2 separate regions of the Homo sapiens genome follow, and region 2 is linked to region 1. A link is a loop called in an ENCODE intact Hi-C map of the cell type or tissue named here. Cell type or tissue: Calu3. All regions are shown on one strand. Each heading gives the region's core, and the rest is flanking DNA. Links, peaks and the distances in the headings are about the cores only.

Region 1 (10,571 bases), core at 1,230-9,229:
TCAGGGACCATAGGTCCAGACCCATCCTCTGTAGGCCCCTGAATGGTCATTGTCCAGCCTACCTATCTCATAGAGGCCATTTTCCTTTCCCTATGGGAGTCTTTCTGACCTTTAGCCTGTCTCCTTCGCTGGAGTCTAGACCTCAACTTATGACAGCCCAATGAGAATAGAATTTTATTCCCATCTCCCTCCCACTCCCACCAGCCAGGTCTCGCCTCCTTAGTCCTCATATGTTGGCATAGGCACTTGGCTTCTCTTGAGAATAATGTGCAGCAGGGACATTCATTCTTTCCAGGGGAAGCTCTGCCCATGAGCTCTTGATCCCCCAAAGACCATCACATCAGAGTGCACTATTTCACCATTATTTCACAAAGCACTGGTTATTATTCATCGTGCATAACATCATAGTCTATTTCAAGATGACTTAAACATAGCCAAGCTCATCTTAACCACAGCTTAAATATAGAATCTTCCAGATTTTTTAGGTCTTTACTACCAATCTCCTGTGAAAAAATTCTGTAAAACATACACACACACACACACCCCTTTTCCCAAGAATAAGCAGTAGTATACAATCACAGGCAAGAGCGAAACCATATATGGAAAAGAAATGTTTTCTTCAAAGAAGCTACAAAGTCTGCAAACACATAGCTATGCTTAAACAAATATCTAACTTATATACCAAAGAGAATTCTCTACTTTTTAGTATAAACATCTACATTCAGATTAATGGGGACTTTATTTTACCTCAAATATAATGGCAGGGTATAATGCTTTACATCGGGTTAATTAAAAGGCCCATTAGATTTATTTTTCAAAAACTTTTGGGACAGTGTGACCTAAAGGTAAATTCAACCCTTTAGTTCCTAGAAGATAAAAACTACCAGCAACTTTCATATGATTTCATTTTTCAGCTTTAGGACTCATTAAAAAAAATCTTAGCATCTAGTTCAGCAAGAGCATTCTATTACATTAGAGCAGATGTTGGCAAACATTTTCTGCAAAAGGTGAGATAGTAAATATTTTAGGCTTTGCAGGTCGTATGGTATCTGTTACCACTATTCAACCCTGTCACCGTGGTGTGAAAGTGGCCACAGATAATATGTAAATGAATGAGAATGGCTGTATTCTAATAAAACTTTATGAACACAAATATGAATTTCATGTAATTTCCACATGTTACAAAATATATGACTATTCTTTAAATTTTCCCAATCATTTAAAATGTATAAATTAGCCAGGTGTGGTGGCATGTGCCTGAGGCTGAGGCGGGAGGATGACTTGTGCTCAGGAGTTTGAGACCAGCCTGGGCAACATAGCAAGATCTCATCTTTTAAAACAAATTTTGTTTTAAAGTAAAAATGTAAAAGCAAGTCTTAACACATGGGTCATGCATAAATAGATGGCAGGTCAGGTTTGGCCCTCAGGCTTTAGTTGCCGGCCCCTGCCCTGGGGCCCTGAATTACCTTATAAACTATATATTCACATTAAATTTTATGGGAAGTATTAAATAGAGGAAAATGCAGAACTAATAAACCCACTTTGGAAGAATCTCTCCCTTTTTAGACGTTGTGTGTGAATCCAAACACATCCTCTGCTAAGAGCATCCTGGAATCTTTTGAGAATTCAGTGTGTTTCACTTCGATAAAAGTGACTTCCTACACGGTAAAATTAAAAAAAAAAAAGATCTTGGAAGGCTCCTGGCTATCCAAACTAAAATGTGAAAGATAATTTTGATGAACTAGGCAGAAATAAACCAGAAGCATATGGTTTAAATTGTACTTAACAGAGACATGTGTTTCCATCTGGCCATTCTGGGGAATGTGACCAGTTGTCCTAATGGTTAGTGAGCACTCCTGGGGCTGGCTGACAGAAACCTCAATGAATGGGTGCAGGTGCGTGCAAAGGGACATTCTGAATATGGATACCCATGTGTGTGCACGTGTGTACACATCATGCTGAGACAACTAACACTTGCTAATCATTTGCCTGGGGGTAAATAGTCTTCTTTTACTTCCACCTGTCAAAGCCTATTTCTTCATCAAGGTTTCAATCAAATGTGTCCACTGAGAAAGCAGCCCCAACCTCCACCCTCTCTTCCTCCTTTCCCATTTCCCTGTTAGAATTAGCACTTCCTTTTTTTCACTCCTAAAAGTCCAACTTGGCTTATAGTTGTCTCTCACAAGATTGTGTGCTCTTGAGGTAAGAATTGTTTGTTTGTTTTTCTCTTTATATTCTTTTTGCCTTGTTTAGTACTTAGTACCAGGTAGGTGCTAAAAGCAATGTACTGAATGTGGCAAAACAACCAAATTGTTCTGGTAACAGTGACTAAGTGATAAGGGTTTAATTTTAAACACCTCACCTGTGTCCAAGAAGGCTCTTTTTTAAACATTTGCATGTCTCCCTGATTGAGATGAGGGTCCCTTATATTTAGAAAGGCTCTTCCTTTCCATTCCTGGGCTTGAAGAGAACGCTGGTTTCTGGTTGTGCTAACTGTTCTTCCCTTTAGTAGACAGTCAACAGCCTTGCGTTTTTAGCAGTAACTCATAGACACGCCTACGTACCTGCTTAGCTTGACATATGACTCACTGGGGCTTGGGCCAACATGTTGTCAGGCTAAGGGCCTGTTTTTGTGAACGTGGACTTGGATGTGGGGTGGGAGATGAGGAGGCAGACTTTTGACGTTGCCTGGCTGGGTGAACTTGGGGCAAGACCCTGAATCAGGTACCATCAGAGGTCATCTAGTCCAGCTGCTTCACTGTTCAAATGGGAAGGCCAAGGCCCATAGGGGAAGTACCTGGCTCAAATCCATGTGGCTTATTACTGTCAGAGCTGGCTTCCAACTAACCCTTTTGTTCCCAGTCTAAGGTTCTTTAAAATTACCTAATTAATTAATTAACTAACCAAACATTACTGAGGTCTGCCATTCATCAGGACTTCTCCCAGGTGCTGGGGGACGTAGTATGACTCAGGCATCCTCCCTGTCCTCTCGATCCTGCAGTGCAGTGGAGGCAGAGTGTAGCAAGAAGGGTGCAAACTTGGGCTTCATGTAGATTTGGGTGGGAGTCTCTCTTCTGCCTTTTTCTCACTGTGGGAATGAGAAAAATGAAATGCACATGTTGGCCCTTAAAGCTGTTGCGAAGCTTTAATGAGATAATTCACATAGAACCCTTCACATATTCCTTGGCATATAGTAAATGCTCAATAATAGGTAGCTATTAGTATTATAATGGAGACACTCAGCCCTCGGACCAATCAACTGCCTCAGTTACCTTATTTGAAAAGCGTAGGAAGGCATGTAAAATATTTGCAGAAAATTTGACCTCAAAAAAAGAATACAAGGTTAGCTCGCTTGCCTCAGATAGGGTAGACTGTAATCTGTATACAAAAAAGAAAGGTAATCTGCTTTTTTTTTTCCTCAAAACTGGGAGAGGAAAAGAGAGAATGTGATGATCAGATGAAAAAGAATTTCATTTGTGAGGTGAGAGCTGCATGCATGTTAGGCTATATGCAACTCCTGCCACATTCGCTTCAGACTTTTCAGAGAGAGCCATCATTTCTTTCATAAATAGAAGCCACCTTCCCATTACCCAGTTGACTATGGACCCAGCCCTGCCCTGATTTGGCCACCTCTGGGGCTCCCCCGGAGCCAGGCACAGGCTCTAGGCTGCGTCTCTGACTGGCTGGCATAAGCGGGTCACTGCCTTCAAGGCACTTTTCCGTTTTCATTTATGGACAGAGTCCCATGGGGTGCAAGTCACCCTGGTTTCATGCAGTGTTGCAATCGAAACTATTGAATCTCAAAATGGAATATAATTAAGGCTGGGTTAATAAAGCGTGTTCCACTTGTAGCCAGCAAAGGGTGTCATGTTTCTCCTTGCAGCTTTAGGCAAGGAAACTTAATCTCCAGCTTTGTCAGGGCAGACTGAATCAGAGATGTGTCATCGAGCGGAAAGCTTCTTTTACTTCTTGCAGTCACTACATGGCCAGCCTCATCTCTGTGGATTTATACTGAGCACACAGAATCCAGCCCGTGGCAAGGGCCCCAAGGAAAGGCCAACGCTGCAATATCTTTGAAGACTAATCTGCCTCTGTGTAGGAGGAATTAGGGGACGTTTGCTCTATGCTGGGTCCTGAAACTGATCCTGGAGATAGTACCCCTCAAGTATAGGAGTTGTCAAGGGCACAGGGATGGATGGCTGTGAGCAAAAATGGGATATGGTGTTTTAGACAGTAGGGCTTGAGAGCAGCATGAAGGCTTCGCAGCCTTTGTCTTGCCTTCCTTGCTGCTTTGTGTCCTTTTTCTTTCTTCTTTTCTTCTAGCAACATTGTACTACTCATCCTTCAGCACTCAACATGGCAAGCTTCCCTGACACTCCCAAGCAGAGACTACTGATGCTCATTAAGACCCTCTTAGCACTGAAGCCCACTGTATTATCAATATTGAACATGAATAGCCATTTATTTTGCTTATGATAATCTTTGCTGGGCTCTTTGCCGGGCATTTATATGTTATCTAATCCCATCACCTTGGCGTCCCCTTTAGTATGGACAAGCAAACTGAAGCTCAAAGAGGATGAGTACATTTCCTAGGGACACATAGTGAATTTACTCATCCAACGGATATTTATTCAACTCCTGCTACATGCCAGGTACTGTTTTAGACCCTGGAGATACATCCCTGAACAGACAAAGATGTCTGTCCTCATATAATTTTTATTCTTGTGTGTGTGTGTGTGTGTGTGTGCACGTGCGTGCGTGCATGCATGTATATGTGTATAAACAATAAAGAGGTAAAATATGTAGAATGTTAGAAGGAGATAAGTACTATGAAAAAAATGCAAATGTAAGGCTGAGCTGGAATTTGAACCCAGGTCTGCTTTACACCTAGCGTGCTCCTCACCACTCAGTTATATTGCCTGTGGTTCTCAGATCTTCTTGTAATTATCTATTGACTTGCCAGCCTCTGCCTCCTAAATTGTAAATTTATCTGGGGCAGGGCCTTTCCTATTAATCAGTTGTCCATCCTGGCATGAAGCTCAGTGGCTGGCACAGAGTCAGCATCCAGTGAATGCTTGTCCAGCATGTGAACAAATGAGTGGCCGTATGATGACACAAGAACTTGCTGAAAAGCAGTAATTTCCCAGGAGGCTGGCCAGTCCTGGAGGCCTGACTCTGCCGCAAATGTGTCCTGTTACCTCAGGCAAGTGTTGGAGCCCATAAAATTTGCAGAATGGGAAAAAATAATGACTGTTTTTGACTTCGTTGTAGCTTGGTCATGAAGATTAATGAGACAGTGCTCAGAGACATCCGCTTCTTTAAGGACAGGGACTTGTGTTATTCCCAGGGGTGTGCTCACTGTTCAGAAGGCCAGCAAGGATCTGCCATGGTGTTTTCAGGAGGGATTGGTCCTATAGAAATGAGTTTTGTTTTACTAAAAAGTTTCAAAGAAGATTTTATGAGCTGCCTCTTCTAGGCTGTGGGCCTGTGCAGAGGTTTGCTACCATTTGGAGCAAACGTGAAAACACATTTTTCCCCCCTTTGCCAAAGTGGGCTCTAATTCAGCTCAAAATTAAGTTTTCGTGAATGTTTCTTTCCCATTGTAGAAGTAACAAATGCTGCATGTGGGTTTTTTTTTTTGTTTTTTTTTTTGTTTTTGTTGTGTTTTTTTGAGTGAAATCTCATGCTTGGCTCTACAAGGGCAGCTCCTGGATTGCTTGTCGGCCAGTTGGCAAATATAAGTCATTAAGAAAAGTGGTGCTGGATCTGTGGTCCCTAGGAGAAAAGGGCTCTTCCACTGGACACTGGGAACAGGAAATGGGAAACCCCAGGGATGTCCGAAAAGCATGCAAACTAAACTGGATGCGTAAAGTTTTGTTTAGTTCTCTTTTGTTGCTGACGACTCAGCACCAAACCTGTTCAGTCACTCCTACACTCAGAATGCAGGAGGGAGGCCCTCTCGGGATTTTCCTGTTCACCTGATACTTTGTCTTTAAGGATAATGAACTTGGTTAACTAACAGCCCTGCCAAGATTTTACTTGACATTGGCAAATAGGTCAGCACTGTAGCATTTGCATGATATGGACAGTGAGCATTCTCAAGAGTAGAGAGCTGTTTCCTGGTTGGGAAAATCCCCTATTATTACTCAGCAAAGGTAATAATAGTGTGGATTTCTCTAGTGTCTTTTTTCCTGAGAGTTCAGAGGTCTTTCCTGCTTTATCTTGGTCATCTTCATAGCTCTCTTGTGAAGGTGGAAGCAATTGTTGTCATCTCTACTTTGCGGAAAGGAAAGCTGAGGCATAGTTTGTTGAATTGTCCCACTTCATGTTGATCTTGCTTGGCTGAAGTTCAAGTCTCCTGCCTGCAACAACAGTCAATCGATTTAGGTCTAGATACTAAAGCTCTATTATCTACCAGGCAGGTTCATGCTGGGAGATATATATTTGATAGCTTATTTATTTCACCAAATAAATAATCTGATAAGATAAGCATTCTTATTGCCATTTGCTAGTTTAAATAGGTTGTCCAAGTTGGCGAGTAACTTGCCTCGCCAGTACTTATATGCTGTTGGATGCAAATCCAATGTCTTTGTCTGCATCAAGATGCCTCCCTTGTGCCTACAGAAAGATAGAGTTGCCTCTGGCTCCATTAGACCTATATTGTGCCCAGGCCTGGGGTGAGATGTGGGATGCCTCAGATGGCTAATTTGGCATCTGTTCTTATCAATGTTTTAAAGATATTTGCTCAATATTTATTTTAGTGAAGGAGGAGAGAAGCCGATTCTCTATTATACTGAATTTATTTCACTCTATGTTAACATTGTAAACACAGAATTTGCCAGGGTGCAGGGATGCATGTCTGTAGTCTCAGCTACTCAAGAGGCTGAGGTGGGAGGATCTCATAAGCCCAGGAGACAGAGGTTGCCGTGAGCCAAGATTGTGCCACTGCACTCCAGTCTGGGTGATAGACCCTGTATCAGTAATAATCATTAAAAAATAATAAAACAAGGAATTCATTATATGCATTGCCTCTAATATAATATTTCAGTGTATTTGAAATAGCCATCTAGGTCCTAGTTTTTCCATCACTATATATGGATAGCATAAGTCACTAAAACTCAGAAGGATGAAGGTAACTTCCAATAATATAGTTGCACAATCTCATTCAGAAGAGCTTTAAAATTTGCTATTCCTGGTTTACCTTTTACCAAAAATGTCTCACTTTTCTGTTTTTCACTCTCTTAAGCTTTTTTGGTTTGATTTTCTGATCCAGACAACTTCTTGGGAAGCCTGTTAATGGAATTAAATTTTAAGTAGTACACAAAATCACCCATTGCCAATAAACAGCATGACCCTAGGTATGATTTGGTTTCAGATTTTCTGCTAGCTTCCAGGGAAAATCAGTTGACTGGTCTTTGGATAGGTGGGTAGGCCACGATTGTACTGAGCAATGTCCATAATGAAACTAACCTCATTATTAACAGGGTGATCCCAGTGAGTCGCGATTGTAAAATTTCCACTTGAGGGTGCTCTCTGTTTTACCAGTTCTATACATGGAAATCTGAGTTTACTACCGACCTTATTACTGATTCCCATGATGTTTCAAAATTTGTGGTAGAGACTTCAGTTATGCATATTCTCATATTCTCTCCTTTGGAGCATCTAGAAGGGCCTCACATGCCAGTCTTCTTGCAGTTCAAGAAGTAGGTCCTGCTTCTTGAGTAGGTCCATCCAATGGGCTGTGGGTGGAAGTGATGTTTGTCATTTTGGGCCAAGATATTTAGAAGTGAGGGTGAGTTTCCTCTTCTTTCTCTTCCTTTGTCATGGTGAGCATTGAAGCCATGTGTTAGGATGGTGGTGTCACAACATCATGGCTCTTCCCCCTGCTAGGCTGGGTCCTTGCATAACCAGATGGAGCCCTCTCCTGACCTGCATGAGATATGTGTTATGATCAAGAAAGAAATTTTTGTAGTATTAAGTCCTTGAGATTTGGGGGACCTATTTGGCATCCTAATACAGCTAGTGTCCTGGGCAGCTACTTGGGTTTCTCTAACTTTATCTTATATTCCTTTAGTGTCTTAATCTCTTATTCCTCTGTTCTTTATTTATTAACCCGTGGTGCTTCATGGACAGTCTAGGTTTGACTGAGTTCTTACTGAGCTCTCCACAGGGGGATGCCTCTTGAACTCAGGGTGGATGAATGCTGATGATAGTCCATACAGTACTCATTTTCCTCATTGATCTTTCCACTTTGGGCTTTCCACATAAGAGGCAGAAGTGGGATGTGAAGATTAAAAAGAGCAATGGGAAGAAGAGGAGAGGATGGGACACTGTGGGAATAATGCATGTTCTGAAATAATTAGAACTAAGAAAACAAGTTACAAAAGGAACTAATGTTTTCTTCCATTTTGGTCTCATCGAACACTGTCATTCATGGACCTAAATAATAATATCTTCATCAAGTCACTTGTGACTTCCTGCTAAAGTCATTTGTCCATTCCATACACAGTAAGACTTGTTCTGGGCCAGGTGCTGAGCTCTAGAGACAGGGAAAACAGTGCCTTGGCCTCCACATGCTAATATTCTGGTAGGGGGCCATTCACATGAAAGAGCGTTTGAAGTTCATTGAAACAGAGAAAGCAACCTAGAGCTTTTCAAAAGCAAGGGTGATCGGCCAATGGGGTGGGAATGAGGGGCCACAGAGTGGAGCAGAAGTTGATGCCAGGACAGTAATGTCACAGGGGACTGACCCAAGGTTTTGAGGTCCAAGAACACTAGCTAGTCATTATTCCTAAACCTTATCAAGCTCACTGTCATGCTGAGTGAATTCTTAGCTCTCACTCTAGCTGGTAGAAGCTGAATGTCAGTGCCTGAATTTATAAGATAGAAAATCTAGATATGTTCTAGACACTGTATCAAGGAAGTAACAGTAAAAATATACTACTAATAATAACTGCCCTTTACTGAGGGGTTACTGTCTGCCAAGCACTGTGTACTTGCTGTGCCTTACGTTATCTAATCCCACAACTGACTTAAAACGTTGGTATTTCTCTCTGTTACAATTTCAGAGATAAGGAAAGTAGGCCTCCAAGAGATTGTTAGTTGTCTAAGGTTCCTAAGAAAATGGTGGTGCTGGGTTTTGAATACTGCCAAGTTTGATACCATAGCCCATGCTCCTAGTAATTATGTTATACTGGCAGGCTAGCAAGGCAAGGAAATTAATCTTCAGTAGTATGTTGGTGAACATGAAAGCAAAGCAGATGGCATTAAAGGGTTTGGAGAGACAGTGAATCCTGCTCCACAGTGGAATCTTCTCTCTAGTAACCAGAAGGCTGTTGTCACGTAGGATCAGTGTTGGCTACTGGGGCAGGGATATACAGGCTCTGACAAATTCTTTTAGGACTTTTAAAAAAAAATTTTTTTTATCTTTGAGACAGAGTTTCATTCTTGTCACCCAGGCTGGAGTGCAGTGGCGTGATCTTGGCTCATTCCAATCTCCGCCTCTGGGGTTCGAGTGATTCTACTACCCCAGCCTTTCAAGCAGCTGGTATTACAGGTGCCCGCCACCACACCCGGCTAATCTTTGTATTTTTAGTAGTGACGGGGTTTCACCGTGTTGGCCAGGCTGGTCTTGAACTCCTGACCTCAGGTGATCTTCCCGCCTTGGCCTCCCAAAATGCTGGGATTACAGGCATGAGCCACCGTGTCCAGCCCTTTTTGAGTCTTTTTAAAATTTTTTCCAGACCAGCACATATCCTCCAGATCCAAGCATTACTAAAGGGAACAGAATGTTGGAATGTTAACTTCCAACTCTGACATATGGAGCTGTGACGATGATACATTATTGACAGAATTGAGGCAGTAAATACTGTCTGGGGTGCTTTTGATTTACAAAGGCATACAGAGCCCCTCCCTCCTCTTCACTATTTTCTCTTCCATAAGGATTACTGATCAGTATACACCTTTCCCATCATTGCACAGCTGTGCTCTGCTCCCTTGCTTTGAGTTGGAACATAAGTGAAGATGACTTGGGAAGATGGTGCTCTTCATGCTGTGGGAGCTTCCCTCGTTTAGTCCACTCCTTCAGGGCCAACTCTCTCTGAATGAGAACTCCTCTACACGGACCACAGTGCACAGAGCTGTGGCAGAAGCCAGGGCAGCCTAAGAAGGGACTCAGGGGCTCCATAGCCACATTGTCCATGGGGGATCTGGGACAGGCTGCATCAGAGATGGGCCATGTGTAGCTGGGCTTGGAAAATTGAGCAAGATTTTTCTAGAAAGCGAAGATGGGAAAGACTTTCTCCAGGAAAGGAATGGAATGTGCAAAGCATGGCAGCCTGCAAGAGTCCTGGGTGTTCAGGGAAATTGTTAGAAGGGTTCTGTGGTCACAAGTCCGTGTTATCTGGGGAGAGTGGAATCTTTTAGAGGCTAAAAGCTGTGTCCTCTCTCTGGTATCCAGCAAGGACTGAAACAGAGCAGATGCTCAATCAGAATTTGTTACATGAATGCTAGGTTGTTGAACAAAGGAAGGAAAGACAGAAGCCTGTAAAGACCTAGGCCCTTTCCTGAAT
Region 2 (10,571 bases), core at 1,687-9,686, 130 kb after region 1:
CTCTTCCTCTCCCGTGTTTGTTTCCCCAGTGCAATGTCAGGTTCCCCAGCATGGACATTAGGCAGCTTGTAGAGGGAGGTTTGCAATGCCAGGTCCCCCAGCACGGACATTAGGCGGCCTGTAGAGGGAGGTTCGCCAGCAAAGCTCCCACGGCGTTTATGGTGCCAGCTGCTTCCTTGGCATCCAGTGAAGTTTCATCAGCTTTTGTTTGGGATTCTCTTGGAGCTCATGCTAATTTCTTTAAGATCGTAAAAGGATGACGTATTTCCACATTTGCAACCACCAATGCTTGCTCTGTGGAAAATGATGAGAAATTGCTTGGTTGCCTCTTTGGGGAGCCAAAGGAATGGGTCTGTAGCACTTTACAAAGTGGTCTCACACCCAATGTTTCACGAGTCTCTTGGCAAGCCTGGGAAGTAAATACCATTTGTACCATCAGTTTACGAGGCTGAAGTAAGTTGACTAGCTCAGGGCAACTTAACTAGTAAGCATCAGAGCCAGCCAGGAGTTGTGCTTTTTTACAGCAGTTTTAGGTTCACAGCAAAACTTGAGGGAAGAGTACAGAGTTCCCATTTTCCACCTACCCAAACATGCACAGCTACCCCATTATCAGCATCCCCTACCAGAAGGGTACTTTTGTTACAATTGATGAATCTACATTTTACACATCATTATTACCCAAATTCCATAGTTTACATTAAGTTTTGCTCTTTTTGTTGTTAAGTTCTATATGTTTGACAAACACCTAATGTCACGTATCCACTGTTAATATAGTATCATACAGAATAGTTTCACTATCCTAAAAATCCCTTGTAGTCCCTCTTATCTGTGGTTTCACCTTCCCTGGTCTCAGTTACCCTCAGACAACCACAGTCCAAAAATAGGTGAGTACGGTACAATAAGTATTTTGATAGAGAACAGAGAGGCTATATTCACATAACTTTTATTACAGTATATTGTTATAATTTTTCTACTTTATTGTTGTTGTTAATCTCTTACTGTGCCTAACTTATAAATTAAACTTTATCATAGAAACATAGTATACAATATATAGGGTTTGGCACTATCTTCAGTTTCAGGCATCCACTAGGACTCTTGGAGTGTAACCCCCTGGGGATAAGAAGAAACTACTGTATTTATTACTCCTTCCTTTTCCCCAAACACCTGGCAACCACTGATCTTTTTAATATCTCCATAGTTTTGCCTTTTCTAGAATGTCATATAGTTAGAAGCATACAGTATGGAGCCATTTTGGACTGGCTTCTTTCACTTAGCAGTATGCATTTAAGTTTCCTCAATGTCGGGTTGGGCGCGGTGGCTCATGCCAGTAATCCCAGCATTTTGGGAGGTTGAGGTGGGTGGATCACCTGAGGTCAGGAGTTCAAGACCAGACTGGACAACATGGTGAAACCCCATCTCTACTAAAAATACAAAAATTAGCCTGGCATGGTGGTGGGCACCTGTAATCCCAGCTCCTCAGGAGGCTGAGGCAGAAGAATCGCTTGAACCTAGGAGGCAGAGGTTGCAGTGAGCAATAATAATAAATAATAAAGATGGTTTTGTTGATTTTTGTATTGATATTCCATTTTGATTTTATTGATATTTGCTCTAACTTTTTATTATTTGTTTTACTCTTCTTATTTTGGACTTAATTTGCTCTTCTCTTTTTTAGTTTCCTAAGGTGGAAACTTAGATAATTGATTTTAGACATTTCTTCTTTTCTAATAAATGCAATCAGTGCTGCAAATTTCTTTCTAAGCATTGCTTTTGTTAAATCCCACAAATTTTGATAAATTGTATTTTTAATTTTATTTAGTTAAAATATCTTAAAATTTCTGTTGGGATTTCTTTTTTGATTCATGTGTTATTTAGGAGTGTTTTGTGTAACTTTCTAGTATTTTGGGATTTTCTAGTTATCTTTCTGTTATTGATTTCTAACTAGAAATTCAACTAAATTCCATTGTGATCTGAGGGTAGAGATTGTATATTATTTTCAAGAGTTTGTTGGTCAGGTGTGGTGACTCATGTCTGTAATCCCAGCATTGTGGGAGGCCAAGGCAGGAGGATCACTTGAGGCCAGGAGTTTAAGATCATCCTGGCCAACATAGTGAGACCTTATTTCTACTAAATTTTTTTTTAGAAAGGAAAAAAAAAATAATGTTTTTCTTTTGTGTCCCAGAATGTGTCCTATCTTGATGAATACTACATGTTTGCTTGAGAATAATGTGTAATCTACTATTGTTGGATGAAGTAGTCTATAGTTGTCAATTATATGCAGTTGATTGATGGTGCTGTTTAGTTCAACTATGTCCCTATTTATTTTCTTCTTACCTGATCTGTCTACCTCTTTGTCTGAAAGAGAAGTTGTAAAGTCTTCAACTATAATAGTGAATTCATCTATATCTCCTTGCAGTTCTTTTAATTTTTTCTCACATATTTTGACACTCTATTGTTAGGTTCATACACATTAACAATTGCTATATCTTCTTGGGATGTTGACCCCTTTGTTATTATGTAACACCCTCGTTGTTCCTCATAACATTCCTTCTTTTGAAGTATGCTCTGTCAGAAACTAACATTGCTACTCCTACTTTCTTTCTGTTTTTAGAGATAGAGTCTGGCTATGTTCCCTAGGCTGGTCTCAAACTCTTAGGCTCAAGCTATCTTCCTGCCTTAGCCTCCCAAAGTCCTGAGTTTACAGGTGTGAGACATTGTGCCCAGACTCCTGATTTCTTTTGATTAGTGTTAGCATAGTATATCTTTCTCTGTCCCTTTATTGTTAATCTGTATGTGTTTTTATATTTAAAGTGGGTTTTTTAAAGACAACATATACTTGAGTCTTGGTTTGGTCAATCTCTGTCTTTTAATAGTTGTATTTAGATCATTGACTTTTAAGATAATTATTTATTTACTTGGATTAATATCTACCATATTTGTTATTCTTTTCTACTTGTTGTTCTTGTTCTTTGTTCCTATATCTGTCTTCCATACCTTTTCCACTTTTTTGTGGTTTTATTGAGCATTTTATTTTATTCAACTTTCTTTCCTTTCTTAGCATATAATTATACATTCAAAAAAACTTTTTAAAATGGTTACCCTAGAGTTTGCGATACACATTTGCAACTAATCCAAGTCCACGTTCCAATAACATGATACCACTTCATGGGTAGTGCAAGTATCTTAAAATAATAAAATATTTATAATTTCTCCCTCCCATTTCTTGTATCATTGCTATTATTCATTTCACTTATATATAAGCACATATATGTAAGCATATATATATGCATATGTAATTGAATATATTGATGTTATTATCATTTTGAACAAACTTTTATCTGTTAGGTCCATTAAGAAAAAGAATAGTTTTATTTTACCTTCACTCATTTATTCTCCAATGCTCTTTCTTTTTTTATGTAGATCTGAACCTCTAATTTATATTATATTCCTTCTCTGAAAAATTTCTTTTAAAATATTTTGCAAGGCAGGCCTGAACACTACATCTCTTAATTTTTATTTGTCTGAAAAAGTCTTTATTTCTACTTCACCTTTGAAGGATAATTTTTCAGGGTACGGAATTCTAGACTGGTGTTTTTTTTTCTTTCTCTGAATACTTAACATTTTTCACTTTACTCTTCTTGCTTGCACAGTTTCTGAGAAATTAGACATAATTTTTTTCTTGCTCCTCTACTAGTGTCTTAGTCTGCTTGTGTTGCTATAACAAAATACCATACATTGGGTAATTTACAAAGAACAGACATTTATTTGTCGTAGTTCTTGAGGCTGGGAAGTCCAAGATCAAGTTGCTGGCAGGTTTGGTGTCTGATGAGGGCTACTGTCTGCTTCCAAGATGGCACCTTGATCGTACAACCTCTGGAAGGAGGAAATGCTGTGTCTTGACATGGTAGAAGAAATGGAAGGGCTAAAGGGCTGAATACTATATGAAACCTCTTTTATAAAGGCCTTAGTTCCGTTCATGAGGGAGAAGTACTTATGGCCTGATCAACCTCTTAATGGACACCCACCTCTTACTACTCTCACATTGGCTATTAAGTTTCAACATCTGAATTTTGGAGGGGACACATTCAAACCACAGCAAAGGGTTAAGTGTTTTTTCCTCTGACTTTTTCCACATTATTTTCTTTGATTTTCTGAAGTTTGAATATGCTATTCTTAGGTGTAGTGCTTTCAGCATTTATCCTGATTGGTGTTCTCTGGGTTTCCTGGATCTGTGGTTTGATGTCTGACATCAGTTTTGGGGAAATGCTCAGTCATTGTTGCTTTAAATGTTGCTTCTATTCCTTTATCTCTTTCCTTTTGTTATTCCCATTGTGTGTATGTTATACATCTTGTAGTTGTCCCATAGTTCTTGGATATTCTATTCTGCTTTTTTTTTCAGTATTTATTTATTTATTTTAGAGACAAAGTCTCACTCTGTTACCAAGGCTAGAGTACAGTGGTATGATCACAGCTCACTGCAGTCTTGACCTCCTGGGCTCAAGCAATCCTCCCATCTCAGCCTCCTGAGTAGCTGGTGCTACAGGTTCATGCCACCACATCCAGCTGATTGTTTTGTTTTTCATTTTTTGTAGAGACAGGGTGTCACTATATAGCCCAGTGGTCTTTAAGTCCTGAGCTCAAGTGATCTTCCTGCCTCAGACCCCTAAAATGCTGAGATTACAAGCATGAGCCACTGTGCCTGGCCCTTTTCTCAGTATTTTTTTCTTTGTTTTTTAATTTTTAAAGTTTCTATTGTCCTATCCTGAAGCTTAGCAATTCTTTCATCAGCTATGTGTACTCGACTAATGAGCCATCAAGGCATCCTTCATTTCTGTTAAAATTTTTTAAATCTCTGGTATTTCTTTATAATTTTTTCTTAGGATTTCTATCCCTTTACCTACATTATTTATTTGTTCTTGCATTTTGTCTACTTTTTCCATCAAAGCCCTTAGCATATTAATTATAGTTTAAAAAATTCCTGGTCTGGTAATTCTGTTTTTTTGGAACTACAGTAAATAGGCCTTTAAAAATGTAGTAGTAAGGTGTAAAGGAAGGGGGATAGTGCTCTATAGACTTATGATCAAGTCTCAGGGTTTTGGTGAATGGGTGCCCTGAATGGTGAACTTCACCAGTGCTTTTTAGCACCCCTCACCCCTTAGGTGGCACAGAAAGGCTTCAGGGAGCTGAAGTTGGGTATTTCCCTTCCCGCAGGTAGCTTAGGCTCTGATAAAATATAGTTTGTCCTAAGGTCACGCTTTGCTAAGAAGAACAGAATGTTCTGGCGTATTTCAGAATGATGCCTTTCTTCTTCCCCTGTCAGAAGTGCAAGATTTTCTCCAATTTTTACCATGTGGACCCGGTTGAACTCCTGGAGATAACACTCATAAAAGTGTGGAGGCCAGTCCCTCTGACTGAATCTCCCCACAGTTTTTAATTCTCAGAGTTGTCCTCTGAGTTGTCCTGAGCCTCCTGCAAGTTGTTAATTACAGTTCAAGTTTCCCTACTCTGGCACTAGTTTCCAAGGAGATTTCTTCTTGTGGGTTTCTACTTTGGTAAGTTATGATTCCCTGTATCTACCTACCTGTCTTCCAAATTTGGGGAACAGCATTTTGCTGTGTGACCTCACTTTTCTGACGAATAAGAAGAATTGTTGATTATTCTGTTTGTTCAGCTTTTTACTTATTGGGACAGAGTGGCCACTTCTAAGCTCCTTATATGCTGGGCCACAAAGTGGCAAGACCCATTTACCTAGAGCTGGTGCCCTTTCCTCTGTGCCACAACTGGTTTTCAAAGGGAAGACTATGAATTTCATAGGGAGGCTAAGACCAACTGCCACATCTTGTATTGTCATTCATCACATGTGGGCTAATAGCAACCTTACTTCATAGCTTTGAATTACTACCCAGCAACAATGCTGTCATCTGTCCTCTCATGAACTCTTGCCTAATTTAAGTAAAACTTGGAACCATGCTAAGGTTAACTCGTAACAGGATGATAGGATGATACAGATGCAATTTTATTGACCTTAAACAAAAAAAGTATGTGTGTATGTGTGTAAGCCTGTGTGTGTGTATATATATAGTGTGCTATATATATAGATAGTGTGCTCTGTATATATATATATATAGATAATGTGCTACATATATAGTATACTATATATATAGTGTGATGTAGATATATATACACACACACATATATATATATATAGTGTGCTTAGGATGACAAAGGAGCTATGTCTGATTCTTTATCACCTTTCATGGCTCAGTGACTAGCGCAAGCTTAGTATAGTTCTTAAGGTTGTGAATATTCTTAATTCTTCTGTCATAAAAGTACATTTTGATTTACCCAATACATTTACATATGGAATTCTTTGTGCATACTCTCACTTTACAAACATATATTGTGTCAAAAGCATATTTGTTTTAGGGAGGCCCAGGGAGAATCATAACTAAGAAGAAAATGTGGGTACTATGGGAATATGTATTAGGATGCAGATTCCAAATTGACAAGCAAATGTTAGGACCTGCAAGGGGAGGAAAGCATGATCATTACCAAGAACAGGCATTTATTTTTTATGTATTTATACATTTTGGAAAAGATAATGATGGTGGATCGACCAAGTGGTATTTATTTTTTAATCAAACACCTAAATGAAATTGTCTGGGATAATGCAAAATAATTGAGTATAAAAGAAAAGATATTCAGAGGCCCAGGAGACATAATTCTGCAGGCTCACCCCCAAATCTATTTTTAGTAATTTAAGAAGGATATGATAATGCAGGCCATACTTCCTGAGTATACACTAAGGGTGTGACATCACGAGAAACACTGGAAGGAGTATCAAAGGGCTAAACAAGGTGACAAACTCTCAGCTTCCACCGAATTCTGAGAGAAGACATTGACAGAGGTATGTATGGTACAAGGGATTGAGAATGGAGTCATCCGAGACCCCAACTGAAAATGTCAATGCCTTCTCTTTTGTTTTGGTCACAAGTTATTTTATCCTGGTGATGAAGAAGGAGAAGGAAGGCAGCTCCTAGGAGGCCAGGAAAGGAAGGGGCTCAGGTTCCTAGAGGGTTTTAGAGACTGCTCCTCCAATTCAGTGTGTCCCTCAAAATGATATTGTAACCACTAGTGAATGCTGCTGGCCTCCTTGACAGGTGGGTTTGTTAGCATGTAATTCTTCGCATAGACAAAATTCTGAGCTCTCCTCAAACTCCAGGTTTGCTTTAAGCTCAAGCTTATTTCTTTTTCCAGTTGGGCTTTCAGGCCTTTCAGGCCAGGTAGATTGCCTTTAACTTGCTCAACTGCACCCCCACCTGTTCCATATATTTAAAAACATGCTCCAACTTACACAATTGAACAGCTTATTTTCTTTGGGAAGAAAATATTTTTGTTGTAGTTTCAGTTTGTGGCCTGTGACGTTTATTGGCAAGACAATGTTTGATACAATTAACAGTTTTAAAACTACCATTTTAAAATGAATTTCATTTTAAGCTCTTCCCTTTCCAATTTTTTTTTTTTTTTGGAAGTTCAAGAGTATTTCTGAAGAAATTAAGATGGATACCAACTTTACAACATCTGGGCTAATTCAATATTCTTTATTTGCCTTTTAAATTTGAAGTTAGACGCATATGAACAAAAAGGGGCATGATTTCCAGCCATGCCTTCATGTGCTGATTTTACTATACATTGTCACAGACTGTGGAACACAGGAGGTAATAAGAGGGTTAGGTGCAGAGTGTATTCATTCTATACGTAAATTGCCCCACACCAGAAACCCAAACTTCCATCCCAGAATGCACTTGGGTACACAGAAGCTTCAAAGAGAAATATTTCCCTGGAGGGAATTGGTAAAATTGGAGTTGGGTGAACCTCAAAGCATCTCGATTCACAAACGTTGCTTATGTTTGGATTTGGAATTGAATTTGGCTCCAGCAGTTGGCATCTCTACACTGTGCTGTGAACTACCCAGTCACAGAGAAGGGGGGAGGAAGAGGAGGAGAGGAAGACTGAATTGAGGAGTAGAATTTCTAAAAACACACAATAGCGCAGTGTTGATGCAATTAAGAAAATTAGAAAATGGGGTTTAAATTGAAAAAGTCCGTCTTTATCTTTTGCTTCCTTTGTGATATCCTTTCAGTTCCATATCCTCTGTCTTCTTTGATCTCATGTGCCCTCCATTTTTCCTTCCTTTGCTTTTTCTTGTGAGATTTCTATTGAAGCCCGTTCCTCCCTTTTTTCAAGAGTTTGCCTCAAGGGCTTGAGTTTGAATTTCAGGGCTTAAAAAGGCCTGGCAGGTTACAAAACAGTATGTTCCATATGAGCTAAATGTTGGGAAGGGAAACTATGCATTTATTTATGTGTATGTATGTGTGTGCATAGATAAGAGATTAGAAGGGTACTTACACAACTTTAACAATGTTTTTTCCTGGATCATAAATGCTTTCACATTCTTCTTTTTCTTATATTCTTTGTAATGTAATGTATTGCTTCACTTTTCTGGAAAGAACACTTACACTATAATAAGTGCAATATATAAAAAAGCTGGTAATTTGGCATGGTTTTCTTACCAATTTTTAGAACCTTATATTATTTCCTGTCTTCTTTTATTTAATTTTTATTACCAGTTTTTAGTTTTACTAAAATTCTGATTGTGCGCCTATTGCGCTTCAATTATGAAAAGATGTTTTGCTGCTTCATTAAAAAATTGTTTTATTTTTAAATTAAAATTGTTTGAATATGTGCGATTAAGCAGGTATAACCACACTTTAGAGAGTGGATGAATTTCTGATATGCTGCGTGTAGGTAAGGTTTAACAAATATGTAGGGCTTTAGGGAAATATGCTCTTCTTGCAAAACAATGAAAAATACTTCCTTTGGAAATAAAGAAAATAATTTTTTCACATAAAACTTTCCTTCTTTAAAGTTTTGGATATTAATTTTTCATTATTAAGCAGGTAATGATATGGCTTAATAAAATAAAATGATTAGAAAGAGCTTAAATATGTATAGATCACATATAATTTAGCAGAAAAAGTGAATTATTAGGTATCTGTGCACACATGTGTGCATATATATATATATATATAAACAAAGGGATTAAAAATGGCTCTTAAATACTACAAAAAAGACTAAAAATAATATGTGTTAAAGATATTGCTAAATAAGAAGCATTGAAAAGAATGGGCATTATTTCAAAGCTAAATGTGTAAACTAGTAAAGATCCTGGCTACTGTTAGCTACATACTCTATTAAGAATAGAGTGAATAATCTATAGGGGGATATAGAAACATAACTCTCCTCTAAATCATGGTAATACTCACAGTTTAGATTTTCAGTAAATCACTGCCCTTGGGGTTTTAGCTGGGAGTCTTCCTTTGAGAAGAAAGTACTTCCTTATCTGGGAATACTTTTGTAATTTCGAAGATTTTACCCTCCTTGCTACAGAATTCTCTTTCCAGAACTCTCAACTATATATATAGTTGCGTGTTCTGGAAAAATCATTTGTTAATTCATTCTCAGCCATTGAAGACTTATTAAGCTATTACTATGAGCCAGGCATTGTGCTAGAGGCCAGGGATGAACGGAAAACAATTTGGCTAGTTCATTTAATTTTCAGAATAACGGAGTTCCAAAAGGATGTCTGCCAAGGAGGGCTGCTTTCCTCAAAATGAGCTAAATGGCACATGAGAACTGCATGTTTGGCCACTTCAGTTGGTGTCTGGGTTCTCGGCGAATGTCTTAGAACTAGAGCAGAGCCAGGGGGATCAAGGGAATGTCACTGCTCTAGTCTGATTTTGCTGGGAGGGAGAGCCTTATCAGGGTGACTGAGGTCAAAAAGAAACACTGACTCAGACATTTCTTGTTTTCTTAAATGCATAATCTTCAGTGAAACTCCCTTTTCATGGGCCATGACATACAGCAAAGCTAGTTTAATTCCCATTGAAAGGAAGGACAGTCTTGATTAGTAAAAATCTGCATTATAGAATATGTCTAAAAAGATGGAAATTTGATTATCTATAGGCTCATTTACTGTAACTAGCCACAGAGTTTTTAAGGAGAGCTACCATAAATTCTGCATTACAGAGGCTTAATTTATCATACATCCTAGTATGATGGTTGAAAATCATGGCTCTCTGGCCAGACAGACTGGATTCAATCACAGCCTAACCTCTTACTTGGCCTGAGACTTTGAGATACTTACTTATATTCTCTGTGTCTAAGTTTACTCATTTGTAAAACAAGGGAAATAATAGTACTTACTTCATAGAATTGTTACGAGAATTAGTTCTCATAACATACATACTCCTAGAACAGGGCTCAGCCATAGGTATTTAATAAAGATTAGCTATTATTATTTTAGTAAGGCAGCTTAATACATAAAGGCAGATATTGGAATGGTGGCATTGTGTCATGGTGAAGACCCTAGATTTCTGAGCCGGACTGCCTGGGTGTAAATTCTGATTTGTCTCTTATTTGCTGAGCAACCTTGGCCAAGTTACTCAACCATTCCGTTCTTCAGTTTCCTCACATGTAGAAGTGTGCTAATAGTAGTGCACACCTCACTGGAT

The links. Hi-C counts contacts between places; a loop is a spot of excess contacts. Peaks named below come from ENCODE experiments on the same cell type or tissue, not always from the same donor. Only the 100,000 strongest peaks of a DNase experiment are listed, where the experiment ranks them.
Region 2: a loop joins it to region 1, with 4 times the contacts of the local background. A loop is called at or near these places in 24 of 110 quality-filtered maps.

The regions. Positions count from the first base shown.
Region 1 is chr9:108,544,867-108,555,437 of GRCh38, reverse strand. No RefSeq gene overlaps it. Among named protein-coding and RNA genes, the nearest start is that of ACTL7B, 310 kb to the left of the region's middle. RefSeq lists an enhancer at 3,688-4,189. In Calu3, for the core only: no CTCF peak of the experiment used is centred there; DNase peaks (open chromatin) are centred at 2,607, 3,787 and 5,967.
Region 2 is chr9:108,413,265-108,423,835 of GRCh38, reverse strand. The region is part of intron 1 of LOC105376214 (a long non-coding RNA gene); the gene reads left to right. Among named protein-coding and RNA genes, the nearest start is that of ACTL7B, 440 kb to the left of the region's middle. In Calu3, for the core only: no CTCF peak of the experiment used is centred there; no DNase peak of the experiment used is centred there.